Linked DNA regions of Homo sapiens: all the other regions are linked to region 1. Evidence: chromatin loops called from intact Hi-C (ENCODE). Cell type or tissue: PC-9. All regions are shown on one strand. Region 1 overlaps LINC01121 (long intergenic non-protein coding RNA 1121). Region 2 overlaps LOC107985809 (a long non-coding RNA gene). Region 3 overlaps SRBD1 (S1 RNA binding domain 1). Region 4 overlaps LINC01121 (long intergenic non-protein coding RNA 1121). Region 5 has its middle 15 kb from the start of SIX2. Region 6 has its middle 28 kb from the start of SIX2. Region 7 holds the start of LOC105374577 (a long non-coding RNA gene).

The links. Peaks named below come from ENCODE experiments on the same cell type or tissue, not always from the same donor. Only the 100,000 strongest peaks of a DNase experiment are listed, where the experiment ranks them.
Region 2: it touches region 1 in a loop (5-fold over the local background); 2 of 110 quality-filtered maps call a loop at or near these places.
Region 3: a loop joins it to region 1, with 6 times the contacts of the local background. A loop is called at or near these places in 5 of 110 quality-filtered maps.
Region 4: a loop joins it to region 1, with 5 times the contacts of the local background. A loop is called at or near these places in 11 of 110 quality-filtered maps.
Region 5: it touches region 1 in a loop (3-fold over the local background); 8 of 110 quality-filtered maps call a loop at or near these places.
Region 6: a loop joins it to region 1, with 5 times the contacts of the local background. A loop is called at or near these places in 5 of 110 quality-filtered maps.
Region 7: it touches region 1 in a loop (1.8-fold over the local background); 3 of 110 quality-filtered maps call a loop at or near these places.

The regions. Positions count from the first base shown.
Region 1 is chr2:45,236,901-45,240,900 of GRCh38, reverse strand. All of the region lies in intron 1 of LINC01121 (long intergenic non-protein coding RNA 1121), which reads left to right. Among named protein-coding and RNA genes, the nearest start is that of LINC01121, 16 kb to the left of the region's middle. In PC-9, CTCF peaks have their summits at 2,209 and 2,415 (motif pointing left); a DNase peak (open chromatin) is centred at 2,580; H3K4me3 peaks cover 427 bases; H3K27ac peaks cover 1,828 bases.
Region 2 is chr2:45,118,105-45,122,104 of GRCh38, reverse strand. LOC107985809 (a long non-coding RNA gene) reads left to right here. Exons shown (of 3, transcript XR_001739190.2): 2 at 582-654. Among named protein-coding and RNA genes, the nearest start is that of SIX2, 110 kb to the right of the region's middle. In PC-9, no CTCF peak of the experiment used is centred here; DNase peaks (open chromatin) are centred at 1,334, 1,694, 2,074, 2,874 and 1 weaker place; H3K27ac peaks cover 2,657 bases.
Region 3 is chr2:45,492,656-45,496,655 of GRCh38, reverse strand. All of the region lies in intron 14 of SRBD1 (S1 RNA binding domain 1), which reads left to right. Among named protein-coding and RNA genes, the nearest start is that of SRBD1, 120 kb to the left of the region's middle. In PC-9, CTCF peaks have their summits at 1,572 and 1,772 (motif pointing right); a DNase peak (open chromatin) is centred at 1,805.
Region 4 is chr2:45,172,018-45,176,017 of GRCh38, reverse strand. It overlaps LINC01121 (long intergenic non-protein coding RNA 1121), which reads left to right. Exons shown (of 6, transcript NR_033831.1): 5 at 805-903; 6 at 1,431-1,677. Among named protein-coding and RNA genes, the nearest start is that of LINC01121, 81 kb to the left of the region's middle. In PC-9, no CTCF peak of the experiment used is centred here; a DNase peak (open chromatin) is centred at 2,307; H3K27ac peaks cover 2,510 bases.
Region 5 is chr2:45,022,524-45,026,523 of GRCh38, reverse strand. No RefSeq gene overlaps it. Among named protein-coding and RNA genes, the nearest start is that of SIX2, 15 kb to the right of the region's middle. In PC-9, a CTCF peak has its summit at 1,601; a DNase peak (open chromatin) is centred at 1,443.
Region 6 is chr2:44,979,849-44,983,848 of GRCh38, reverse strand. No RefSeq gene overlaps it. Among named protein-coding and RNA genes, the nearest start is that of SIX2, 28 kb to the left of the region's middle. In PC-9, a CTCF peak has its summit at 2,045 (motif pointing left); a DNase peak (open chromatin) is centred at 2,058.
Region 7 is chr2:45,329,126-45,333,125 of GRCh38, reverse strand. LOC105374577 (a long non-coding RNA gene) reads right to left here and starts at 1,837. Exons shown (of 2, transcript XR_001739448.2): 1 at 1,187-1,837; 2 at 1-315. In PC-9, no CTCF peak of the experiment used is centred here; DNase peaks (open chromatin) are centred at 545, 1,925, 2,335 and 3,675; H3K27ac peaks cover 610 bases.

The DNA.
Region 1 (4,000 bases):
TAGATGCCCTGGTTGGTCCCTATTTTCCTGTCTAATGAGGTCACTAGGAGAGTGATTTATTTTAAAACATCTAGTTAAAAATAAATTTATCCATAAGAGAAACAGGAGGAAATATACATACTAAAAGTTGCTTATTACAAAAAAAAAAATCTTTATTTCAATACTGACTCTTTTTTTTTTTTTTTTTTTTTTTTTTTACTTTAAGTTCTGGTATACATGTGCAGAATGTGCAGGTTTGTTACATAGGTATATATGTGCCATAGTGGTTTGCCGCACCCATCAACCCGTCATCTAGGTTTTAAGCCCCTCATGCATTAGGTATTTGTCCTAATGCTCTCCCTCCCCTTGCCCCCTACCCCGCAACAGGCCCTGGTGTGTGATGTTCCCCTCCCTGTGTCCATGTGAACACTGACTGTCTTATAAAGCCTTGATGATGTTCCATAATCATAATTTTTCTTTCAAAGGAAAGTGCTTTTTAGTCTGCAGTAGATTCCTGGATGTTAGCTGCTATGTCCATGATGACTATCACATTTATGGGAGTATGCTTGTTTTTGAAAATAACAGGAGAAGCCAAAGAGGCAAAGTAAATAAAAATACTTCCCAAAAAAAAAATATTGAAATAACGAATGTGTTGGAAGTGAATATTTTCCCAGGCTGGTGATTTTCTTGTACTATAAAGCGTATGGACAGTTAAGTCCCTGGTCACATTCGCAGGGGCCTGGCTTCTGAGTTCCCCTGGGCTCCCAAACACGGCATCCTAGCAGAGGTGTGTGTGACAGCATCATCCCCAGCTTCTGGAAGACCTGGCCCTAGGTCTTTAGGGAAAATCTTTCCACTTTCTCATATATATATATATATATATATATATATATATATATATATATATACACACACACACATATATATATATATACACATATATATGTGTGTATATATATATATACACACATATATATGTGTATATATATATATATATTTTGTGATGGAGTCTCACTCCGTTGCCCAGGCTGGAGTGCAGTGGCGTAATCTTGGCTCACTGCAATATCCTCCTCCCAGATTCAAGCGATTCTCCTGCCTCAGCCTCCCAAGTAGCTGGGATTACAGGCATCCGCCACCATGCCCAGCTAGTTTTTGTATTTTTAGTAGAGATGGGGTTTCACCATGTTGGCCAGGCTGGTCTCGAACTCCTGACCTCAAGTGATCCACCCGCCTTGGCCCCGCAAAGTGCTGGGATTACAGGCATCAGCCATTGTGTCCAGCCAGATTTTTATAAGCATCCTAAGAGCTGCAGGGTATGTCTACTGAAAAATAAAAATGATTAGTTCTCAAGATCACTGTGCAAACTAGTACTGGTTCCATGGGAAACAGGGTTTTTGCCTATTTGCCAGTTTCTAAAGTTGAGGTAATTCAGGGCAACTTTAGTCTCCGCAAATTATCCCTGATTCTCAGCTGAAGTGACCACAGGCTCAATCTGTGTTCTGTCCTAAAACAAAATAAAGCAAAACTCCCTCAATTTATTATATGGTAGGAAAGCTTATGGGTTCTGCAACATACTAGCTGTGTGACTTTGGGCACATTTACCTCAGTTTCCTCACTTGTAAATGCGGAAAATGATACTTGCTCTTCCTGACACTGTGAGGATTAAATGAGATAATATGTGGAAATCATCTGGCACATAATAGAAACCCAATAAATCTGCATCCTCATCCCTCTACACCCCTTTTGGGAAAGCCTTTCCAGCTTGGATAAATCCAAACTTTCTAAAGACTGCAGGCTCCTGGTCTGAATATCACCCTTAGGGAAGGCTGAGTCCAGATTGGGAAGTCTCTTTGCTCTCTACCTTCATTTGCTGAGATCCTTTCTCTTCTGTACACATCTGTCCTTCACCCCTGAGCTCTTTCTGGGAGGGGCAAAGGGGCTCCGTAAACTCAAAAGGATCCTTCAAAAGGATGTTATGCTAACGGCAGAGTTCTAGGGATGGTGAGTCCAAAGGCAGATTGTTCGAGGAAGGGGCTTTTGAGGAGCGGGGCCTTCCCTGAACCCCACAGATGCCCCCATGCAGTGGGCTGCTTATTCTACCTGAACCCTGGGAGAGCTCCAGCTAAGGGCTCACACAGGCTCTAGCAGAGAGTATAAGAAATACCCATCAGTGACCACAATTAAGGATCTTGGCCTGGTCAAAGTCAAGGTCATTCATTAACATTTTCTGAGCACCCATTCCCCAGAATACATATGTTTTGCCCATTGTTTCTCAGCACCCACACTAAAGGACCCATAGTTTAGATCAAAGTACTAGTGCAGGGCTCCATGGATAGGCTTCTGAGGGTGGGTGATTCCCTGAAGCTGTGTGCAAAACAGTATGTGCATATGTTTTTGTGCATTTCTGGGGAGAACATCCAGAACTTTCATTACCTTCTCAGAAAGTTAGGAACCACCTGCTGGTTGTGAACTGAATGTTCTCCCTGTACTCTGCTGGGGCCAGTAGGAATCTTGGCTCCCAGAGTCCCTCCTGGGCCTCCAGATAGATAAAATGTTATGACAGAGGGTGCAGCTGTCATTCCTGGGAGGCCCATGCCCAGTGACTAAGCACTGAGCAATATTTGCTGTACCTCCTTCCAACCACGGCTTCCTGGACCATCACCTCGTCAACAGTTGGTCTGCATACAGCGAAAGAGAAATCAGTCTTCTGGTACTAAACCACATTCTGGGCTACAGCTGTAGGGAGAGAGTGGAGCTTGGCCATGGAGGGTGGTGCGCTGGGCTGTTTGGCAACCTTGGCCAGGCTGTTTAAGCCTCAGTTCTCCTACGGAGATATTAGCTCCTGGCTGTAAGGCCAGGTCTCCCGCCCTCACTAATGTACCCTGCACAGTTCCTGGTGCCCTGAAGGTGCTCAGCTCATGTCCATGGAGTTGAAGTGAAGAGGAACTGATAATCCCTGCCCCAGGCTAGGAGGGGCAATCAGACCACATAAATAACCATGAGAGAATTACAGGTCAGGAACTCAGGGGCTGCAGCTCAGAGGATAGCTGACTTCAGCTCAAGGGCTGGGTGGGTGGATAAGGACTCCGAGAAGGCTTTATCGGGGGGGTAGGTGGGGGACTTTAGAGAGAAGGCTTGACGGAACGGTAGAAGGTAGACATGGGGGTGTACAGACAAAGGGCATTTCTGGGAGGGAAGTGGCTTTAGCAGGACAACACAGGGGCAGGGAGGTTCTGGGCTAGAGCAAGCCCCCTGGCTGGGCTAGAACCAAGAGTGCCTAGAAGAGAGGGACCAAACTGGGCTGGAAAGTGGGTGACCACCCACTGCTGTGGCTCACTTCACCCAAGGAGAAGAGGACTGAGCAGTGGGCCTGGTGGTCCCCCGTGGCTGTGCCACTGGGTCCAGGGACCCGCTGGCCCCACATCCTGTGGGTTCACTGACCGAGGCCCAAAGCCAGGACAACCCAACAAGGCTCAGCACTGTGCCAGGTTATGCTTTTACAGCTAAAACCTCACTGGTCTTGGAGGAAAGTTCTCCTGCTTGTCAGTTCCCGGTGCTCACATAGATCACTCTCGAAGGCAGGCAGGAAGCAGATCTATAATTACCGAGGCAGCTGAGATGCTTTTCCCTGGGGCTGGTGTTTAGACTTATAACGTCATCATTTATAAGGCCCGTTCTTCTCTGATAATGAAACGAAGTAGGGCAGTGTTACTAGACTTGAGACAGGAGTTTTCTTCTCTCATCCCACTCCACCCCTCTCACTTCCCTTCCCCAAATTTCCGCTTATCTGTCTCCAGCCGATCTCTAGTATTTTCAATACTATCTCTTCACCACAGAGGGAACATTCTAGGGGACAATAAAAATCGGAATTGTTGCTTAGTAGCCTCTGTGAGATTCAAACCACCTTCAAAAACTCATTTAAATATCTCTTTTCCTCCAGGCGTCCTTCATGGATTGCTCTTCCCTAAGACGTTGCTTTCTTTATGATGGCCTTGCTATTTATATAAGTGGTTCTCTTCTG
Region 2 (4,000 bases), 120 kb after region 1:
TCAACACAAGGGCAACCAAACCATGAGCTGACCAGACCATTAGACCCTGCCCCCCTCCAAATGATCAAGGCTAGTTGAGCCCTTTATATTTCTCTTAAGAAACTGAGGCTGGGCACGTGCCTATAGTCACAGCTGCTCGGGAGGCTGAGGCAGGAGAATTGCTTGAACCTGGGAGGCAGAGGTTCCAGTGAGCCGAGATTGTGCCACTGCACTCCAGCCTGGGTGACAGAGCAAGACTCTGTCTTTAAAAAAAAAAAAAGAAAGAAAGAAACTGAGAAATAGCCAGATAACATTGGAGATAGAGGCCAAAAGTTGTACAGAGAGTTGCTGAAGTGAAGGAAGCTGGCAGTCGTGATGGGCCCTAGGCAAGGTGAAGTAAAGAATCCATGAGTAAGCAGAGAGAATGAGCCAGACAGGCAGACAGACCAAGAGATGTTGGGAAGGGGACTGGTCTCCAGGGTTACCTTGGATTCTTCTAATTTTCTAGTTCCTAGACCATTTCCAGCTCCACTGCATGTGTGTCCTGCAATAAATCTTCTATAATTGCAGGGACCCTGAGCGTATCTCTCTTCTCCTTGCAGCTCAGAGCTGGACCAAAGCAGCTGTCGATCCTTTGCCTCTTTGCACTTTGGAGCCCAGTCCTGATGGGACCAGGTAATCCAGGCATGCATCACTGCCAGACTGGCAAATACCAACTCTTCATTCAAGTGTTTTTCACTCAAGTGTTCCTAAAAATATCCAAGAGAAGAAGAGGACGGGCAGTTTTCTGGAAGGGCAGTTGTAAAACTTGAAGGAACAAAATCTGTTATCCTGTGGCTTAAAGAGGACTCTCTCTAGGAGACATTTGTCATGCTCTGGGCTTATTCAGAGTCAGAAATTGTCTCTGATGGGAACCACACGAAAGAGTTGGGGACTCAGAAGAATTACCTTCTGCTGAAGTTCACCTTAAAAAGTAGATACATGCTTTAAACACCCCCAACTTCTCCCATCTCCCTTTGGCTGAAGAAGATCAAACCTTTCTGGTTAATCAGAGCTAAACAAAGAAACGGCCTCTGCGGCCTTCTCCTCAATGACCCTCATCCCCACACCAAGCCATCTCAGGACTGAAAGACCCATCAATGTAGGCCTCTGTGGAGAAACCAGTTTTTAGGCCTCTCACTGAAACCCAACCCCCAGCCCAGCCATGCAGCATGAGCTCATTCTGCCCCAACTAGGAGAATGAGAAAATGGTCTGTGAATTTCTCTTCCACTCTGTCAAAATAAGAACAGAAAAAACCATGCTTCTGCAAAAGGGTTTTCTTTCAGCTTTTATTTGCACACATTCTGTATAATTATGGTCAGCAAGAGGGCATTTTCCATGGCCACACTGGCAGTATTTTCCACACAAAGGCTTATGCTGGTGGGCAGCCTGCCCTTGAGCTATTTACTTGTGTGGTGGATAGAAAACCATCAGACCTATGGCCAGTTAAACCCAAGCAAAATGTTTTCATTTGGACTTCTCCTGTAACTGGGCATATTATTTTAATTTTCCCTCCACCCCTTGTCCCCTTTCCCTAGGTAAAGTGATTCAATATGGTGGAACCACCGTTATGCAGCCAACTCTGTAGTATACCTTCCAGTTAACTGCTAATGTTCACATTTTAAAGTACTTCCTCCTAGCTTTCAAGATCTTAGGATTTTCTTAGCCAACGTTACTCCTTGGAATTCCATCTCATTCTCTCTCTATACAAGTAAGCCCTTTGCTTCTCTGGGCCCTCATGCACCCAGCCCATTTCTTCCTCCAGGCCATTTTTCTTGCTGTGCCCTATCATCCCAGTCCTGAAAGCCTGCCTCCTTCCTTTGGCTCCTCTGAATCCTGCCCACCATTCAACATCCAGTTGTGGCCCCCTCCTCAGTGAAGCCCTCGCTGACTGCTGAAGTTGTCCTGACTCTTCTTTCCTTCACTGAGCCATGAGGCTGTACTGGCTTCTCACTTGCTGCATATTTTGTAATTAATGAGTCACTAGACAAGTTTATCAAAATGTTGACATTGGTTTCTGCATAAAACCACAACATAAATCAAGTCATTCATGTAGCAAGTATTTACTGAGCACCTAGTCCACAGTCAGCCCTGTAAGCAACATTCCACACCAGAAAATGCAGGAATTCATGGGCGAGTTAGGCCTGCTTCTATCCTACAAGAATTTGAAGAGACTTTGAGAAAACAAGCTACAGGCATGAAAGATAATCCTAGAGCTGATGCCCAAAGGATGATGGTTCTTCAAGGCAACATGAGGTAGACAGAAAGAGGAAGAGGAGTCAACACCATCCATTAGAATGGGACAGGGGTTGAGAGGCAGCTCCAGCTGACAAAGAAGTCAAGTTTCCGCTGCTTATAGGATGCATAGATGCAATAATGGATAGATACACACATGCTTGTAAATACAGATGAACCAAGAGATGAGCGGTCCAAAAGCCATCCATCCATCCACCATTAAAGAAACATTTACCCAACACATACTCTGTTCCATTCATAGGGGATACCTAGATAAGTCAACCTTCAGGGAGACTGTAGTCTAGCCTGGTGGCACGGCAATTTAGTCATAGGGCAACCAAATGTGACTTTAAAAGTTCAAAGAGAAGTCATAATAGCTGCCATTTTTTAAATGTCTACAATATGTTAGGTACTTTTCAAACACTACTGCTACAGTTCCCACTCTGGATGCCAAAGCAAATTTGTAGGGAGACCGTGGATTATTTTAAATTTTTGAGGGTAATATCATGATGCTTAATGTCTGTTAGACACTGTGCAAACTACTAGCTCAAGGTAGTTCACAGTTTCAACATTAGATCATACTGCATTCCTTTTGATGATGTCACATCTTTGTGGAGCAATGAAAGTCAATATGTAACAGGAGATGAGGGAAGCAATGTTCAGTCAGATTCCAAGGTCTGAGAAGTTGTACAGTGCCCAATAGGTGTCTGCATCCCACTAATAAGCAATCATTACTACTTAAGAATAAAATCGGCCAGGCGCGGTGGCTCACACCTGTAATCGTAGCACTTTTGGAGGCCAAGGTGGGCAGATCACTTGAGGTCAGGGGTTCAAGACCAGCCTGGCTAACATGGTGAAACCCCATCTCTACTAAAAATACAAAATTAGCCGGGTGTGGTGGCGCATGCCTATAATCCCAGCTACTCAGGAGGTTGAGGCAGGAGAATCACTTGAACCCAGGAGGCAGAGGTTGCAGTGAGCCGAGATCGCACCACTGCACTCCAGCCTGGGTGACAGAGTGAGACTCCTTCTCAAAAAAAAAAAAAAAATAAAATAAAATAAAATAAAATAAAATCAAACTATTAACTTTTTTCTTTCAATTTATATGTAATTACTTTGTCAGGACATAAATTCCTATTACATAGTTTGGTTCTAACTTCCTGATAAATGAAACACATTTTTCTTAAGGCCTAGAGATACTGTGAAAAATTACTGAGATGCTAAAGACACTATGAACTGAGGAAGTTCGGGAGCCTCTGCGTAATGCTAATCCTCTCAGGTTACCAAACATCACACTGGTAGTAAATTCTAGAGTTGGGGTTTGAACCCAGATCTGTTCTAGTGGTCTCTGAAATACATTACTTTTGCTTATAATACTGATGGGAGCTCAGTGGGCTCATCAGGGGATGGATACGTAGGGCTGCCTGGTGGGCAGAGGTTGGAGAAATGAGGCAGGACTAACAGATTCATGGAACTGAAAGGTCTTGCTCTGACCTTGAAGGGCACACTGCATAGTTACTATTCCCTTTATGCTAAGTTTCCATGAGGCCTTGGTTCGATGGGAGGAAATAAAAACAACTCCTAAGAGGTGTGCGGCAAACAGGCCTGATGAGGTTTTTTAGTGCCAGGTCACAAGAAGAGGAAGAATGGGTGGGAGTATAGAGACCATGGCCAAGGTGTGAGAAATAGAGGCCTGGTCTGCACACATTCTGACAGGGGTCATGTAACTCTTATTGCAGATGTTTG
Region 3 (4,000 bases), 260 kb before region 1:
TTGTTAGTGGAGTTCGCTGAGATTGTAACAGTACAGTATAGAAGCATATTAGTGAATGTAGCAGAAACCATTGTTATTTCCAAAACTTTATTCAGCTATAGGTAAAAAAGAACTGGGCTGTTTGTTGCCGGCAAAGTATATCGCTGCTTCTATCTTTCTCTTTTTAATTATTATTATTATTTTACTTTTTACTGTTGTTTCATTTTGCTTTTTTTCTGTTTGTTTATTTGGGGTTTTCTTTTTTGTTGTCATTCTTTTTTAATGCTTTTAATAGTCAGTATTATTGGGAAAATATAGCAAAATATTAGAATATTCTCAAAGTTGGCTAATTCTGTCTTACGTTATTAGATAATGATGGAGTAGAATAATTTGCAATATGTTTTATTCTAAAAAATCTATGCCATAGCAATCTGAACTTCTCATATTTATTACTGGACAAACTCCCACAGATGCATTTAAGCTAAAAATAAAAACAAAACAAAACATAGGAGCAGTGGAAGAGTAAATGATGCAAAATGATGCAAACTTTTCCCTTTGTTAAGCAAACTTCACAATTCTCTGTGCAGCTCTCAGATTTGTATCTGAATGAAGGTGCACTTGAAAAGTATAAACAAATACAGATAATCTGGTATTATATGAGTAAATACAAATTTGAGTACAAAAGACATAAATAATTTTGGAGTTAAGTGCAAGAATCAGGAGAAGCAACTTTTGGGTGCTTTGTGGGGATGGCAGGTGGGTTGACATACCATGTTTTTTAAGCCAATACATTTCAAAATGTTGACCAAAGACCATTTTAATTATAAAATTAGAATAGTGTTTATTCCCTGCCCCCTTAGGTTTTGTATCTTGTTAGCAGTGAACCTGGAATGTTTATAGTACTGTTGCAAACAACGGTTTCTTCCACAGTTAGTGTTCCTTCCTCTCTATGAGCCTGCTTTTCCTGTCCCAGTATCAACCAGGCCCTTGCCTCTTGCCTAGTCGAATGCCACTTACGCATCAGGTCTTGTGTTTGGTCCTGTGGCAGTTTTTTTCTTTAGTTTCCTTAGTGGTACCATTAAATACTTTATGGTATGGCAACAACTTTATGTTGGTATCAGATACAGGTAGAGAAAAAAGATAAAAGAGGGATTTTGAAAGAGAAAAGCAGAATGCGGGGAGAGAGGGAAGAGAGAGAGAGAGTGAGATGCTTACTGTGGAAGGTAAGGGGAAACAATTTCTGCTTACGCCATTCTTTGTTGAAATTTCTTCTACCTCAGTAGAGGTACTTAATCTACAAATAGGAAACAAACTTTCCATCTTTTTTGTCCTTCAGTTTGTTGATTTGCTTTTCCCCATGATGGCATTTGAAGGTACCATTGAGTTTGTCATCTCTGTGAAGTTTGGAACCCCAAAATCCAAATTAAAGCTCTGCTTTTTAGTTGGTAATTCGGGTCTGTCCATTTTAGGTTTATTTTGTGGTTGGAAAGTGTTCTTTTCATCCACTGTGGTATGGGGCACCAAAAGAGAAGTAGCCAAGATAATTCTGTTCTTTTGAAAGACTGCTCTGTAGCTAAGATTTGATAGGATGTCCATCCTGGAGTATACTTAGATCCTCTGGTTGGTAGACTTTTTATTTTCTCCCAGGCTTGGTGTGGATCCTCTGTGTGATAACTGTACCACTACTAGAGTTGTTCTCTGTGGAAAATGATCATCTTTTTTGAAACATAACAAACTTAAAAAAACAAAAACAAAACGCTGGTAATTGAAGAATTGCTTCTAACTTGTCCTCCACCAGATGGTGCTAGTGTTACGTATCTAAAGGTAAACTCCTTTGGTATTGAAGTAAGGAGGTTGTGTATTTTCTTTCTCTTTTTCTGCCTCACCATATTTTGCCCTTAGTACTTTTTCATACATGCTACTTTCCTGGCATACTGCTGCATCACTTCACATATTTTATATTGTAGATAGTGAGCTGGTTATGCCTTAGTGATCATGAAGGATAACTTGGGAGGCCAAGTAAAATTCAAGAGGGCAAGGACCAAGTGAAATTTAAGGATGTATAATTTGTATTTTCTTATAAGATTTTTTTAATCATTCATTTGCTTCTTAAATGGCCTGTGTGTAAAAGTTGAGAACTTATTCTTGACTTTTCTGCTTAGCTATCTTTCTTTTATGTTATCATAATGATGTCATAAAATGTCATTGCTTGAGATCTTCTACAAACAAATGATGTATTTACCAAGATTTAAGTTCACAATAACTTTAAAAGAAAGCTTGGTAAATTAAAAAAAAAAAGTTGGCCATTATCTGATATGATTCCCTGACCAATTAATAATTGTTCTTACATTTTTAAACCTTTTCTGATTACATATGAGTATTACATGGTTATTGCAGAAAAACTTAAACAAGAATACAATTAAAGTAATAATACATGTTTAAATACTATTAACATTATATTACATAAGCCTGCTTTTTCTTTACCCAGTTTTAACTTAATAATTTATCATAAATATTTTACATGAGATAAAAATATTTTACAATAATAATTCTTAATGAAAGCTTAATTAAATGAACACTGTAATGATAGGCATTTTTTTCCACTTTGTTTCAGTCACAGTTGTGCTATCATAAATAGTGCAGTTTAATTTTTTTGAATTTTTACATTTCATTTGCATGTATTGCTAAAAATATAATAGCTAGTTCAGAGAGAATGTACATTTTTGTGATTTTTGATCTGATTTTCAATTTACCATCCAAAGAGTTCTGCAGTTTGAAAGTCTTTGACGGGACATGATTCTGCTTGTTTCCGTATGTCCTCTTAATCACTAGATTACCTAATTTATTTTATTTTTTTTTTTTTTTGAGTTGAAGTTTCATTCTTGTTGCCCAGGATGGAGTGCAGTGGCGCGATCTTGGCTCACTACAACCTTCACCTTCCAGATTCAAACGATTCTGCCTCAGCCTCCTGAGTAGCTGGGATTACAGGCATGTACCACCACGCTTGGCTGATTTTTTTTTTGTATTTAGTAGAGACTGGGATTCACCATGTTAGTCAGGCTGGTCTTGAACTCCTGACCTCAGGTGATCCACCCACCTGGGCCTCCCAAAGTGCTGGGATTACAGGTGTGTGCCACCGTGCCTGGCCTTACCTAAGTTTTTAAGATGACTAGATATTGCTCATTTGAGAATCCTTGAAATGATAATTCATCATTACATAAAAGAATTTAAAATTGCTTTGATATTTTCTTAGAAGTAAGCTCTACCCTTTAAGCATTAAATCTCAGAGCCCCCACTGTTCGTGGTAGTTTAGTTTTTGGCCTTGTCTCCTATCCCTAAAATACAAACAGCTATTCTTTTGATACTTCAGAACAGGTTATCTCATATGCAAATAATTAAGATTTATGTTGGTTCATGTTTTTAGTGCTTTGTATTACTCGTTGAGAAACCTAGTGCAAGTCATTTAACCTCTCACGATATGTTTCTCAGTCTGACAAGTTGGAAGAATGTTTTTTAGATAAATTATTTTTAAAACTTTGAGATGAGCTAGGCATTTGGCATAGTGGCTTTTTAATACCTTCATTTTTGATAGGCAGAAGGAAGGAAAAGGGGAAGATGCTAGATATTTGTAGAGCCTGAAGAATTCTAATATACTTTTGTAAAGAATTAAAAAGGTATCAGTCAGTGTTGAGTAATTATATCCCAGTTGATTTTTGGTATCTTACTAAATAACTGCATTTTTATTTAAGCAAATTACTTTTAAATTAAGTTCTTCTGTTAACATAAAAGAGCATGTAATTTATTTTAAAATCAGAAAAACCAAGTTATTTTCATATTTGGGAAATGGGAAGAAAAGAGATTCATGCAGAGTCTTCATGAAATCTTGTAAATGAAGGTGAAAACTGTTAGCCCAGTAATTTAAAAAAAAAAATAGTTTTGGCTGGGCGCAGTGGCTTGCGCCTGTAATCCCAGCACTTTGGGAGGCCGAGGCAGGCGGATCACGAGGTCAGGAGATCGAGAC
Region 4 (4,000 bases), 65 kb after region 1:
CATTGTTTCAATATCACAGAAATTATTAGACTCACCACTAGATCTTGCATTTGATGTGCTAACAAAGAAATATATCACAAACTTATTTCTTAAAAAAATCTTGATAATTTTATTTCTATATATATATATTTTTGTTTTTGTTTTTTTTTCTGAGACAGAGTCTCGCTTTGTCACCCAGGCTGGAGTGCAATGGCACAATCTTGGCTCACTGCAACCTCCACATCCCAGGTTTATGCGATTCTCCTTGCCTCAGCCTCCCAAGTAGCTGGGATTACAGGCACACACCACCACGCCTGGCTAACTTTTGTATTTTTTTTAGTAGAGACGGGGTTTCACCATGTTGGCCAGGTTGGTCTCAAACTCCTGACCTCAAGTGATCCGCCCACCTCGGTCTCCCAAAATGCTGGGATTACAGGCATGAACCACCGTGCCTGGCCAATTTCAATATAACTTACACGTTTAGAAACATTCTGAGAAATAGTCTGTACATTTTACAAAACTGCCAAAGGGTCCCACGCAAAAAAAAGATTCAAAAATTCCCATCAACTAAGAGATCCTCTTAAACCCATAGCAACTTAAAACCATTCATTGACCTATGCTGATAAACTAGCAGCCATGCGTCTGCATTGGGTGGTGCTGAAATCCACTCTATCTTTGTGTTTCCTTGACACAGGGTTGTAGGGGAAGGGTGATGAATCTCAGTGGGCCCAGGCATGTGGCTCCAGTTTTCCTTCCCAGTTTTCCAGTGGGCCTGGGCATGTGGCATTCCAAGGATCCTGAAAGAATAGGGCATCTCTTTTGCAGGTCACAGGAAATGGGTAGCTATCCAGCTAAATAGATTTCATGCTTGACTTCAGTGGAATAGCTCAAATGATGATCTGTTTGGGAGAGTAAATTAAAGAGGTAAGTGGGCATGATGGTTTTATTTGGTTTAACTTTTGCTGGTTTAGTTGCTCCCCTAAGCATTTTTTAAAAATATAGACCTCTTCTCCCAGCATCCCGCTCTCTCAAATTCTGGCCAGATCCTGCTTCTCAGGGAGCACTAACTTTGAATTAGCTTGGAGGGAAGGCCTTACCAAGAACTCCTTTCTCTACAAGATAATCAAAACATGACCATTCTTTTCTCATAACTCCAAATACACAGTCCCTTGGTATCCACTGGGGATGGGTTCCAGAACCTCCCAAGAATACCAAAATCCACAGATGTTCAAGTCCCTTATATAAAATTATATGGTATTTGCATATAACCTATGCATATCCTCTTATGTAGTGTACTTTGTCATCTCTAGATTACTTATAATACCTAATACAATGTAAATGCTTTGTAAATAGTTGTTATACTGTATTTCTTAGAGAATAATGACAAGAAAGAAAAGCCTATGATGCGTTCAGTACAGATGAAACCATCCTTTTTTTTTTTTTCTGAATAGTTTCCATCCGAGGTTGGTTGAATCCACAGATACGGAACCCACAGATATAGAGGGCCAACCATACTGAGTCCTGACTTCACCCATTCCTTCTACCCCCATCTCTCCTAATCCTTAAACTTCCTTGCAATTCCTGGAGCAGAATACTCGTGTAGGAGTCAGGGGTTGTCTTCCCTTCCTAGAAGCAATGCTTCTATGTTCTCATTTGATGTTGAATAAAACATTAAACAGAAAAGCTTTGATAACATCACATAAGAGTCTATTTCCTTGGCTCACACCATGAGAACTAGTGAGATCCCCAGTTCCTCAAAACTGGGGAACAGTATGCTTCATATTGCTATCTAATATGACCCACCAACCCCATCTTCCACCCTCCACCTTCCCCTTGCATCCTAACCTTCCATTTCATCATGCAAGCTGCTGTAGTCGTGAGTTGTTTTCTGAGACGAGTGAAGGACCACTGACATCTATGTCTTCTGTAAAGAGTAGTGTAGACATGGCTATAACCACCACCTCCTCCTCTCTTCCCCATTAACGTCACTTAAATTTTGAATGTTTGACTGTGCTATTTTCAAAGACACTGTAGCGGATTCTGCACATGACATGCTTCCAAGGCACTATAAGTTGTCTGTAAAAAGCTAAGGCTGTCACTTGTTATCAGGACCTCTAACCAAGTTGTTGAAGTTGACAGAGTTTTATTAGCTCTGTTTTTGCAATAGTCTGTCTTATTCTGGAGACAAATGGGGAAACTTTGCCTTCACACTGGGTTTGTTTTATAGCTCTTAGATGTGTAATACAAATGAATGATGTTGAGCCATTTCCAGCCTGCAGTGATGGGTGTCAGTTTCTTGGACACCACTAGGAAATCTGTAACGCTGAGCCACGTCATAGTGATTCAAAGGCAAGCTGTCCTGGAGACAGGGCTGGACTCTGTGACTCACAATTAGAACTCTGTGATTCTAGTTCTGACCCTTCTTGTAATGACTGTGTGGCCTTAGATAGGTCCTTTCATTTTGGTTCCATTTCCTCATCTATAAAGACAGAGACCTGGATGAGCTCTAAGTCCATTCCAGCTCTGTCAGTTTATTATTCTAATAAATGAATTACCAAAAAAGTCGTGAAAACATCCAATCAAGAAAAGTAACTGTGATTCTGTTTTATATGGTGTTAAAGATTCCCACTTGACTTTTGAGTCTCTTTACTCAGTATATGTACCCCAAGGTTCTACTAGATTCCCATAAACTATTCTTTAAAATTGACCTTGGGCCAGTATAAAATCCTGTCTTATTATCCAAGGCCCAGATTCTGAGTTGTAAGAAGGTCTATTTAAAATGGTATGTTTTTCTTGCAGCGATTGTTAAGTGGTCAGGTTTTATGATGTTTTAACATTCATTGCCATTCATTATCTAAACACTGTTCTATAATCCAGGGAGTGTGAGGTTAATAAATAGAATGGAATTCATTCTGGGTTTGATTTCATCTGCTGATTCTAGTGGAAGTCTCTTTATATCTATTCCTTCTTTCTCAACATGTTTAAGCAGAGAAACTCTGGCTCTCTGTTCATGATCTTAAATCTCTTTGACTTTGGGGAAGGAAAAAATGTTGCTGTCTTCAGCCCCAAGTTCAACAACTGTAAAATGCGGTGACATGTCATAGGAAGAGAAATCCATTCATCATCACTACATTTTTGAGTGACTTAAATATTCACCATATAACAATATGAATATTTAAATCACTTACTTGCCTTTTTACTTTTAAAACAGAGAATTTTTCCACCTGTATAATGTTCATGAGTCCTAATGTTATAATGTTACATTACATTCATCTGTTCCATTTTATAATGCTCCAAGAAGGAACAGTAGGGAAAGAAAGCTTCACAGTACACGATGGACATTTCACAGTCCAGCTGCATCTCAGGCAAAAGGCAGCCCTGTTGAAGCTGCTAAATGTTCCACTTCACCTATTACGATTATGGATGGCACAGATGGATTTTTGGAAGGCTGTGTCCTTTTAGCCAAGTTATTCTCCCATTGAACAAGGCGCTCACTCTCCTACCTTCCCATTTCTGACTCCACCACCACCACTCCCTCCTAAGTACACACTAACACTTGGACTTGGACTACATTCACCAAAACATATAGTTTCATTAACTGATTGCTTTGCTGCACTCCAAATGGCCTAACATTTTGTAGCTGAAGGAGTGTAAATCATGCCTTATGTGGGCTACAGTAGGATGTGATGTTTAGAGAAAGGAAAATATGCTTCCTTATAGAAGCAAGAGGCACTAAGCCATCTGGATTGTAGAGAAAAAAATTTGGTCATTCATTCTGATGTTTTGTCTGCGTAGTACCAAACATCTGGAAGTTGGGTGACAGACTGAATTTTTCACATCCAGATATTTCTGCATTATACTGAAACACAACTATATATTTTTAAGACTTTAAATAGTAAAAGCATAAAAGATGTACTAATTTCACATTTTGAGGTAGAAAAGACAAATGAAACTGAGGCAAACTTCTGGTTAGTTCTTTATGTAATATGCTATTTTTGTTTTTCAAAAGTCACTTTCTGCA
Region 5 (4,000 bases), 210 kb after region 1:
TATAACCTGTCAGAGTCTGATGACTCTCAAAGCTCTCTTATCCCAAGCTTATTCATTTATCTGCCAAAGAAACAAAGGGAAAATGTTAGTGCTCAAGGCCACATACTTTGTCTTTGCAAAACTGGGACTAGCCTTCAGGTCTCCTCTCAAAGCTCAAGGCTCTTGTCTAAACTAGTGGGGAAAGGATCTCTCTAGGACTTTGTTGGGATACTGAAGAACCATTCTAGGACCCCCTCAAATAACCAGCTATGGCTCCCCCAAAAAGTAGAGCAGAATGGACTCAATATCCTGTGCAAAGTGTACATGTGTGAGTGAATGCTCAGCGAGAGAATTTGCTCAAAAATATTTATTGAGGGCCTACTATGTACCAGGAACGATGCTAGAAACCAGGAATATGGCAGGGAACACAGTGTCTCTGGCCTAGAGAAGGATCTTACACTAGAGGCCAGTGAAGAGGAAAATAAGGGAATGAGTGGATGAATAAATAGATGGATGAGTAATTAATAGATGGATAAATAGATCGATAATAAATGAATGGATAGATGGATGGTTGCTACATTTAGAAAGCCAGGAGAGCAACAACTCAGGATTAAGTTAGGGCTTAGACTCAGAAACCTGGGGACCTGCACCATCCTGCATGCCTGCTATGCAGCCAAAATCAACTCTATTCAGATATTCTCCTGCTCAAAAGTCTTCGGTGGATAGCCAGTCCTCCATAATCCATACCCTACACTGCTCCAATGTTTGCCATTTACTTCAATTCTGGTTAATCTCATCACAGTGTCCTTAACACCACTACTAATCAAAACCATTCCTACTCATTTGCTCAGACTGACAGCTTTTCCTGGAATGCCCTCCGCTGTGCCCTCTGCCTCTTCTCCAAGTCCCTTTCCCTTCATCCAGCTCCCCCCACCTTCTCCGGGCCTGCCTGTAACACACACCAAGCACTGAGCACATACTCTTCGGGAGGTGCACCGTATCTGGTGAGCTACATTTGTCTCCCCCACCCTCAGCTAAATGGTCAGGTCATCTAGGTTAGGAACTGTATTCCCTTTCAGGGTCCCCAAAGACAAGCACATGGCTGGGCACACAATAGATGATCAATAAAGACTTTAAGAATAACATAGAATCTGAAGAAAGTAAGTATACGTGGTCCCCCAGGGCACATGCCTGGCTTGGGTTCACCCCTAGGAAACTCTGAAACCCTGGTTTTCCTCCCAGAATCTACTTCATCCAGCCCCGCCCTCTCCATCTGCTGTCATGCTTTCCTGGAGGCATCCCCTCAGAATTAACATTGGGGCGAGGCCTGGAGTGCTGGGCAAGGACGCGGGGAGGGGCCTTTTGGATTGTTTTACAACAAAATCTCCTCTTCTGAGCTGGTGAATGACTCAGCATCTTGGATTCCAAATGAAAAAAAAAAAAAGCCACTTTCATTCTGTCATGCAGGAAGCACAGAGGGTCCAGCTGACTTTGTGATGTCACTGTGCCAGGCTCGGAGCCCAGCCATGTCAAATCTGGGCACCTGAAGTGTGAGCTACTCTGCCAACCTTCTAACCAGTCAGGGATGGAGAAAGAGCACCTCCTGTTGATGGACTTGGCAACCCCATTTTATAGATGAGAAAGTTGAGACCAGATAAATCAAAACCTCTTAGGGTTCCCCAAATTGTCACTCTTTCTCCCTGATGTCTGCCCAGGACCTCTCTGAGCTGGTGAAAGATGAAAATTAATCCTTCCTCAAAACAGCTGCAGCCCTGTATTAAAGGAAGAATCTGTAAATACACAGCTTCTTTTGAGCCCCCACACCACAGGTGGCTGGTGGGGAGCCACCGTGCCTGCTCCCACTCTTGCATCCCGCTGGTTCCTGAGAGCCAGGGGCTCTTCAGAGAGGGGACTTCTTCTCATTTGAATATGTTGGGAAGCAAAGGGAGGTGTACATAACAGGCCCTGTGACTGCTGGAGGGAGACCTGGGCCAGCAGCTGCAGGAAACATTCAAGAACAGTTCATCCTTACAAAAATATCCTCCCTGACACCAACCAGCTCCGGAGAGGCAGGAGGGGACACTGGGAAATCAATCTCCATTCCAGAATGAGCCAGCTCTGCCACTGAGGCAGTTTCCCTCTTGCCCTGGCTACCACTGATACAGAATACCAGCAAGTGTCATAGCATCCACCCGTCGCTGCATCCCAGATCAGGTGGCCCGGGCTCCAGGACCATGCCAGGAGGAGGGGAGAAGCATCCTGGCCTGGCAGCCTGGCTTGGTCATGTGGGCATTGACTAGCCCACCTGGCCACCAAGCAGCACCTGGATTCTCCCCTCCTACCTTCTGCTCCTGCCGAATCCAAAGCATGGTCAGTGCATTCAACATGAATTCAACAGTCCTGCTGCTCAGGGTAGCAATACAGGACAGTGGCCACATGCCCAGACTCTGCAAGCAGACCTTGCTTCAACTCCCTTCTCTGTCCCTAGTTTAACCTCCCTGCACCCCAAGTACCCACTTTCCATTACGTAAAATGGGCCTAATGGCAGTCTCCACCTTAGAGAGTTGTCAGGGGAGTCACAAATCCTTCTTCTCAAGCCCCTTGTTCAGTGTCATAGTGAGCACTCAATAAAAGACAGCTACTATTTATAAATTAACAAAAAGACTTTTTAAAAAGCTTCTGCGGGGTACAAGTTGCCATGCTAGATGCTGGACCATTTCTGTGTTCATTATGGCTGGGCAAAGGAAGGGAGGGAGAAATTATTTAATCCAGTAAATTATGAACAGTTATGAGAAAGGAAAAGTATTTGATGTCTGAGGAAACCGACAGTATTGACTAAAGGCTAAGAATGGCCTCTGCCCTAGATGAGATGGCAGACCCCTGGTGCAGTAGGATGGGGTGAGGGAGTGTGAAGATTATTTCCCATTCTCATGCCTGTCATACTAGTGGCTATGAAGGGACACAAACGCCCTGTTCTAGATCCAAAGGGGTGCTAGGACTCCCGAGGAAGAAGCAGGAGGCCTTCTACTGGTGGATCTAGAAGCTCTGTCAGCCTGCCCCCACCATGGATCCAGGGGTGAGCTCAGGGCTGGTGGAGGGATGCTGGGGTCTGTGAGTCCCTGCATTGAAGGCTGCCTTTCATGTCTATGTGCATGTGAGAATTTTCTTGGGAAGACACATTTTCTTCATGTTTTCAATGGGGTCCCTGACCTCAAAAGGTTTAGAACCACTGCTCTATGCATTAACTTCATCCTGTCCAGCATGATTCTCAGATGATATTGTTAGCACCAGTCCTCTCTCTTCAACCAGACTGTATTTGCCATCCATCACCATCATCTGATATGGCCAGAGTAAATGTGTATTGGTTGACTCTGTATATTTCTACGTATTTCAGCTTTTCCCAGAAATCTCTCACTTTGGACACCTGGAGGGAGATAGGCGACAAACACAAAGCCTAGCAGGCTTTCTCAGGTACGGCTAAGGTAGATCAGGAAGGCAGCAGTCCCTCCTCACCTGACCCAGTTAGGGCTGGAACTGAAGCCTGCAGTCATTTACAAGTCATTGTGCACCATAATACTGCTAGTCATTCCTTTCTTCAACAAACATTTATTGAGGACCTACTGTGTGCCATGCACTGTTCCAGATGTTGGAGATATAGCCATGAGTCCATCAGGCAAAGTCCCTTTTGCCATGCAGTTTATACTCTAAGAACGAAACAGTCAACGATAATCAGACAAGCATGATACTTTCAGATGGTGGTAAGTGTGAAGATAAAACATAATTATACAGTGGAGAGAGCAGGAGACACTCAAGGTAAAAGCCTAGAGGTGGGAACAAGTTTGGCACATTTGAAGAACAGGAAGGAAGCTAGGGCAGCAGAAGCATGATGAGCAAAGAGACAGAGAAAGAGCATCAGAAGCAGTGAGAGAGAGAAGCAGGGGCTGGATCACCTTCGCCCTTGGAGATCTCCATAGGGAGTTTGTGCTGGGGGCAGTGGGGAACTATCAGATAATTTTAAACA
Region 6 (4,000 bases), 260 kb after region 1:
TGGCCAGGCTGGTCTCAAATTCCTAGACTCAAGCGATCCTCCCACATCACCCTTCCAAAGAGCTGGGATTACAGGTGTAAGACACTATACCCAGCCTGTTGTTTTAAATCACTAAGTTTTGGGGTAAAGTGGTTATGCAGCAGAGGATTACCAGACAATAAGGAAAGTGTTTTTCAAAACCCGAGGTCTCAAACAGTGGGACTCACCACCTTAGGAGGGAGTAATTGTGGCCATTGTATCAGTATTCACTAAGAATTGGATGGGCCGGGTGCATTGGCTCATGCCTGTAATCCCAGCACTTTGGGAGGCTGAGGCAGGCAGATCACCTGAGGTCAGGAGTTCGTGATCAGCCTGGCCAACATGGTGAAACTTCATCTCTACTAAAAATACAAAAATTAGCCAGGGGTGATGGCGCATGCCTGTAATCCCAGCTACTCAAGAGGCTGAGGCAGGAAAATCGCTTGAACCCAGGAGGTGGAGGTTGCAGTGAGCTGAGATGGCACCACTGCACTCCAGCCTGGGCGACAGAGTGAGACTCTGTCTCAAGAAAAAAAAAGAAAAGAAAAGAAAAGAAGTGGAGAAACATTTACCAAGCATGATGGGGAGGTAGCTGTGTTGCACAGAGTGCTGACCTTGAAGTCAGATGACACTAATAAATCCTGCCACTTAGTAGCTAGGAGTCCTTGGGTGAGTCACTTCACCAGTGTTCCTCACAGGGTTGCAGTGAGCATTAAAGAGCTATGAACATCATCTGCAAACTGGAAGGGACCCTGCTGCTATCAAGTTGTCAAATTGCAGGAAGGATGCCTGCATTGGGTAAGCAATTGAATTAGGTAAGTGAACTCTGAGATTCTGTAAAACCAGGATCAGTCCTAACTCATGTAGTAAGGTGTAAACATGTGTAAAAATATATGCTCTTGGTCCGGCGCAGTGGCCCATGCCTGTAATCCTGGCACTTCGGGAGGCCGAGGCAGGCAGATCACTTGAGGTCAGGAGTTCGAGACCAGCCTGGCCAACATGGTCAAACCCCATCTCTACTAAAAATACAAAAATCAGGCAGTTATGGTGGCCTGTACCTGTAATCCCAGGTACTCGGGAGGCTGAGGCAGGAGAATTGCTTGAACCTGGGAGGTGGAGGTTGCAGTGAGCTCAGATGGTACCACTGCACTCCAGCCTGGGTGACTGAGACTCTTTCTCAAAAAAAAAAAAAAAAAAAAAAAAATATATATATATATATACACACACACACACACACACACACACACACACATATGTATGTATGCTCCAACCTTATCGGTCCAGAGTCCATCTTTCCAAACACTGTTCAGAGTGAAATCCAGATGATCATCTGCCTTGTGGCTTTACCTAACCCCTGAGAGATGTTTAAAAACCCTATTAATCTCTTGGTGAAGGGAAGGGGGTGTCTGTGGACTCCAAGTTAAAAGGATTTGTTTTAGAACAGTATTTCTCGCAGTGTGGTTCCAGCACCAGCAATATTAGCATTATCTGAGAAACTATCAGAAATGTAAATTCTTGCCCCCCATCCCAGCAGATTTACTGAATCAGAAACTCTGGGGTGGGGCCCAGCAATCTGTGCTTGAATAAGCCTCCAGGTGAGTCTGCTATGAGCTCAAGTTACCTTATGATTAGGCTGACAAAGTAAGCAAATCATACACGCTGAAGATCCTGATGGCAGACCTCTGAGAAGAGGCGGAGGGTCTGGGGACAGTCGCAGAATGTGGGAGTGATCGAGAGCATCATTTATGACTTGCCCAAACTCTTCCACAGTGTTCCAGGTCTGGAAGGACCGTCAGTATTTCTGACATGTTTATGAAGGGTTGTTCACGATTCTCAGATAAAGAATCAGAAATATCGAGGGTTTGGGGATGAGAGTGGCTTGGAGAAGGTCAGTTGGAGAGAAGATGATGTGGGTTTCTATGAGATATTAAAGCCCTAAATACAGAGGAGAGGATTCCCAGACAGCTGCCTCACATCACTGCCTGCAAATTCGGCTTCCATCGCAGGCGACGGAGACGCGGAAGGTAAAGTTATGGCGCCACCTGCTGGAGAAACGTAGGCTCGGATTCCCTCCACTTGGAGATTCCGTTCCTCCCTAACACTCAGCCCTAAAGCTCAATCCTCCAGAGACCCCAAACCTGCAAGGGTGCCATGTACCAACCAGGTGGAAAACCACTGTCCTGCTTACCAATACGACTTCAGTTTTTCAAAGCTTGTGCTTTGGGGTCTGAGAATTGCAATGTTACAAGCCTAGCAATCTTTCCCAAAGGAGACTGGTATAGAATAAACATGCTCCAAGTTCCTTAAAAAGATAGGACCAGAGGAGGTTCACCTATCCATAAATAATCAGCCCCCCTTGTCAGTCCACCATAGTGAGGGTCCTCTTCCCAGACCAGGGACAGATGCTGCCAAGGCTCCGGAAAGAGTCATGGGCCCATGAGAGATACGCCTTTCCTGGCACGTGAGCCATCAGAGATCCAAAGCCAGTACCGGGCACTGATGAATGTGCAAGCACTCCACTCTGTGTAGACCAGGTCTGAAGGGCTCCATAATGACCCAATCATGGCAGCAGATGCCCTAAAAATGGCTCCCTCCTCTAGGGATCATTAGAAAGCTATTAAGGATGTCTAATTATTTCCTAGTGCTAATAAAGATGCCAATAAGCCAGGCAAGTTTTCTCACTTTTATGGAGATAATTAGAAGGCCAATTATTTTTTATGTCCATAAAAGAGTGAAACTTTAACCGCTGTCCCTGCAGCTGTATTTTATACCACCCTTGTGACAGAAGCTGCTTTGTAGCACTTCATTACGCATTAACAAGGATCTCGGGTTTTTAAACTCCAAACCACAGTCTACCCCAGATTCAGAGTTAGTCTGAAGGAAGTGGAGCAGGAAAATAGGCAATAGATCATTCTCTAAGACTTTGAGGGGAAGGAGTCATCTTGGCCATGCATTCTGCTTCGGAGATTGTATCCTACCCAACTCTAAGGCAGTGGTTCTCAAACTTGAGCTCATAGCAGACTCACCTGGAGGCTTATTCAAGCACAGATTGCTGGGCCCCACCCCAGAGTTTCTGATTCAGTAAATCTGCTGGGGTGGGGACAAGAATTTACATTTCTGATAGTTTCCCAGATAATGCTAATATCGCTGGTGCTGGAACCACACTGCGAGAAACACTGTTCTAAAACAAATCCTTTTAACTTGGAGTCCACAGACACCCCCTTCCCTTCACCAAGAGATTAATAGGTAGAATTCAAAGGGGTCCATGACTTTGGTTGGGAAAAGGCTTACGTCTTTATCTTCACTAACTTCCAACTGAAATTTAGCTTTTTAAAAAATGATGAATGTAGGTAACAGACCACAGTAGTGATAACAGCAGTGATAACAGATATTTTCCAATCCCATTACAGTAGTGGCAGGTTTCTGCAAATATCATCTATGCTTATCCGTGTTTTAAAACTCCAGTGGTTACTAGTCCTGCCAGTAGATTTTATTCTTTAATCCATTAATGGAGAAGCACATATTACTATATCACTGCTTTAAAAATATTGTGATAACTGTATTTCAAAATGATTGGTTTCCTTTGATGTCCTATGTATTATCTTTTGTGCGTTTGAAAGTGTTATTCAGACTGCCCGGGGAGGAGGGGGGAAGGGAGGAGGGGGGAAGGGAGGAGGGGGGAAGGGAGGAGGGGGGAAGGGAGGAGGGGGGAAGGGAGGAGGGGGGAAGGGAGGAGGGGCTATGGCACACAAAAAAGTGTAAGAATCTTGCTCTAAAGGTATGAAATTAATCCTCAAGAATAACTCAGAACTTCCTTCAAGGAAAAGTTTAAAAGAAGTGATAATGCTTGGATAAATGAGGAGAGGAGCGACAGGGAGGTAGCTGAGAGGCAGGGGGATGGATGAGATGGCCAGGTTGTTTTACCTCAGTGATGAATGGAGACCAAGAAAAGTCCACTTGGTCTTCCCTGTGCTCTTCACAA
Region 7 (4,000 bases), 92 kb before region 1:
AGACTCTTTCTGGCCTCGTGGTGAGGGAGAGGCTTTCTGGAGGAGGTCAGCCTTCAGGCTGGGGCTAGGGAGATGCCGAGGGAGGGGCAAGCATGAGCTCAGGAAGGAGGAAGGCAATGTGCAGTTGGGGCTAGAGGACAGTGAGAGATGGTGTGTAAAGACCAGAGCCTGGTGGGGCAGGACCTCAGGTGTCCTGAGAAAGCTGCTCCCCTGCCTGTTGGCCTTGCAGTTGTGTTTTCAGCCTGGAGTTTCTTCCTGATGACATGGCCCCAAGAGCAGGAGAGTGCTTCAAAGGTCAACTTCCTGGGCTCATTCCTGGAAACAGGAAACAGCGATTAGCAAATCAATTAATTAAGGCCCAGTAAACCACTGGATTATAAAGAATGGTTATTTGTTAACTGAAGACAGACCTTGGCCCCTGCTCAGAGGTGTGATTCTGGGAGAAGGCTGACCAGGAGCATGCTGAAGACAGAGGCAGGACTACCTATGTGTGAAATTCCAGCAGCCCAGCTCTGCTGATGACAGAAATGGCCATAATAAACCAAGGAGGTCACAAGTCAAGCAAATAATTTGGTTGACAAATAGGAGTATAAACAAGACCTTGATTAATGAATTTCCTAATAGTTCTCTGTTTATTGACATTAGCTCAGCTTGGTCATTAAGCCTGACATTGCCCATATATGTTGCATAGCATAACACCTTCCATTCATTCTGAGACTGCTTTGTAGCTTTTTGCCTGGATGTTTTATGCTTTAAGTCTTGTCTCCCTCACTGGGCCAGGAGCACCTAGTTCTGAGAACCCTTTCTATGCTTGCTGAAGAAAGAGGAAGGTCCTGGAGCTTCCTGTGAGTGGTAAATAGAGAAGTGAGAGAAGAAAGAAAAGCCTCCAGCTTCAGCATCTTAAATCCTAGGCATTGGGCTGGGAATCAGGGTCCAGCTCCCTCTCACTGTAACTATTGTTTCCCTTTTGGACTAACCTGTTGTACCTGGATTGCTCCATCTTTGAGGGGAAGGGCTCATTCTAGAAGGCCCTTCCTCCTCCTGGTGTTACAGGCATTGAAAAGGGAACACTGAATGGGCAGGAGAACGGAAAACACACTAAATAGAGCGAAGGTATCCCAGAAGAGCATGAGCTTCTCTGAGGCTTATCTTGGCCACCACTTAGCCTGCTTCTAACTGAACTTACCAAAGTGCTTTGGGGGACCTTAGCCATTGCCTCTGATGTTCAGAACCTAAGACGGGGTTGTCCTGGGAAATTGCCAGCGTGCCTAAAGTTGATCACCAATCCCTGGCCAGAGGACACCAAGAGCCCCTGTTATTGTCCATGGAATGGGAATGGGCTCTGTCAACCTGGGCCAAGAGTCCGGCCTGGAGCAGCTTTGTAGGCAGCTTTAGCAACACGGTGAAAAGCAAAAGCAGGAGGAGTTGAAGCTGTAAATGCCAGCTGTATTTTTATTGGTCGTCTGCAACTTCAAAGCTTTCACCTCTTTAAAGGAGGCCCACGCAGGTATCCAGTCGGCTCTCCGAGCTCCCGGCCTTGATGCCTTATTGATTTTCAATGTGGCTTGACTCCCAGGTGGGCAGACTTCAAACTGGTCTGTATTTTTCTGCTGTCATGTTTCCATCCTTGTTAGTTTCCATCTCCAGCAAGATCCTGGGCATGTTTGAGGGCAGCTTTCCTTCTTTGGCTTTCTCTCAATGTTCTGGACAGCATTTCAGACATCCAGGGCCGCCACCGCTGGAGTTGTGTCTTGTGTGATTAATACCCAGCTGTGCCAGATGCTGGCAAGTGCAAGAGAGAAGATGCAGCCTTGCTCTCAAGGGATTCACACCCATCGGTCCATCTAAGTGTTTTCTCAGTGTGGTCACTAGGGAAGGTGTGGCCAGCGGTGGAGGGTGGGGCTGGTCACTTGATGCCACCACCCCCTTTAACACATGCTCTTCAGGACTGACCTGAAGCTGCCAAGTGTTTACTGAGCTGTTGTTTGCCCAGTACCGGGGAGAACAAACATTCATTCAGTGCCTACTACAAATATTCATTAATACGTTCATTAAGTGCCTGTAGTAGGCCAGGCACTGAGCTTTGCTGATATTTACTAGTAGCTTTATCTAAATTTCATGTAAATTCTATGCCACTCTGTGAAGCAGGTTATTCTTAGCTCCCTTTTATAAATGACCATGCCGGATTGCAGGGGTTTAATAATTTGCCCAAGCTTACTTCACAAGCAAAAGGCTGAGCAGGGTCTGAGCTGCTCTTGCTTGAGCACACCAGGCTGGACTGGGTGTCTGTGTGTGTTGGGGAGGAAAGGGTACAGGAAGCTTGTCATCTCATTGGCACACAAATCCTATTCATGTGGAATAAATGAGCAAGATGAGGCATATGTGTGGCAATAATAACAAAAGCAAACATTTCTGGCTGGGTGCAGTGGCTCACAGCTGTAATCCCAACACTTGGGGAGGCTGAGGCTGGCAGATCGCTTGAGGTCAGGGGTTTGAGACCAGCCTGGCCGACATGGTAAAACCCCGTTTCTACTAAAAATACAAAAAATATCAGCTGGACGTTGCACGCCTGTAACCTAAGCTACTCGGGAGGTGAGGCACGAGAATCGCTTGAACCCTGGAGGTGGAGGTTGCATGAGCTGAGATCATGCCGCTGCACTCCAGCCTGGGCAACAGAGTGAGACTCTGTCTCAAAACCAAACCAAACAAAAAAACCAATAGCAAATATTTCTATAGCACCTACCAGGTGTCAGGGACTGTTCAAGTGTTTCACCAATATGAGCTAATCCGCATGAGTGCATGGAGGCCCAGAGGAGTTGGGTAATTCTCCCAAAGGCACGCAGCTGGGAAATGTCAGAGTTGAGATTCAGACACTGTGTCTTAAACACTTCATTGAGTGTCAAGACGGCCAGCGAGGGGCACCAGCAGTGTGGACTGAGCAGTGCCTTCTCTTTGAGAGCTTCACTGCCTGCTTTCCCAGACTTGACCTCTTCTAACCTCCAAAGAGCTGTGAGGCAGTGGCCAGGCCTCAGTGTCACCCTCCTTGATAGATTAGGCAGACAGATATCAAGTGGGTACTCAGGATGACCCAGACCACAACCCAGCCTCCTGTCTTTCCACTGCTGGGGCTTTCTAGAGGAAAAAAAAGTATCTTATCCAGTTGGGACATTGAAGAGATGTTTGGTTAGAAGTGTCTCACCTGCAAATCTGGGACAAACAGATCCAGAAAAGCGGTATCCTAAGAAGCTGATCCAGGAAAGCCAGTTCCTCGCCTGCAGTTCCATCTGCTCTGGCTGCCAAGGGAGCTGGGAAAGTGATTTTTGTGACTATCAAAGAAAGAGGCAGTGTAGGTTGGAGAGGAGGCTGGGTCCAGGTCCTGGGGGAATTCCCTGGTGCCCTGGGCACAGGCCTTCTGCTCTGCAGCCTGCCTGGCTCAGCCATGCAGGAGGAGAGGCCTTTGAAGTCACAGACCACCAATAAAATTGCAGCTGGCAGCAGGAGCTTACAGGACTCCAGGCGTGAGATTTTACACCACTAAGGGGCTAAGCCAGTGTTGACAGGGCTTGGAATGTGCCCTGGACTCCTTTTTCTTCTGCAAAGAGCCACTAGGGTGCCTCAGACCCTGGCTACCCTGTCACCCAATCAATCCAGGCTGCAGCAAGGGCCCGTGAGTCACCACAGGGAAGCGAGAGGAGCAGCTTGCAGTGTGGACCCAAGCCTGAAGCACATGCAGCTAACGGCTACAGCGCTGCAGGCTGTGAGCCCAGGCTGGGTTGGGAGGGCACAGGCGAGGCAAGGCTGTGTGACAGATGTGAGACCAGCAGCAGGGGAGAGCAATGAGGATGGGAATGGTTGTGGGGAGGAGATCATACATGGTGGCCCTTTAGGTTTCAGTATTAGCAAAGGCATGGAGGCTGGAATAAAGGAGGCACTGTTGTTCTCCTTCCTCCCCCTCTTCTTTCTCCCTTTCCCTTGTCCTCTACTTCCTCCCTTTTCCTAT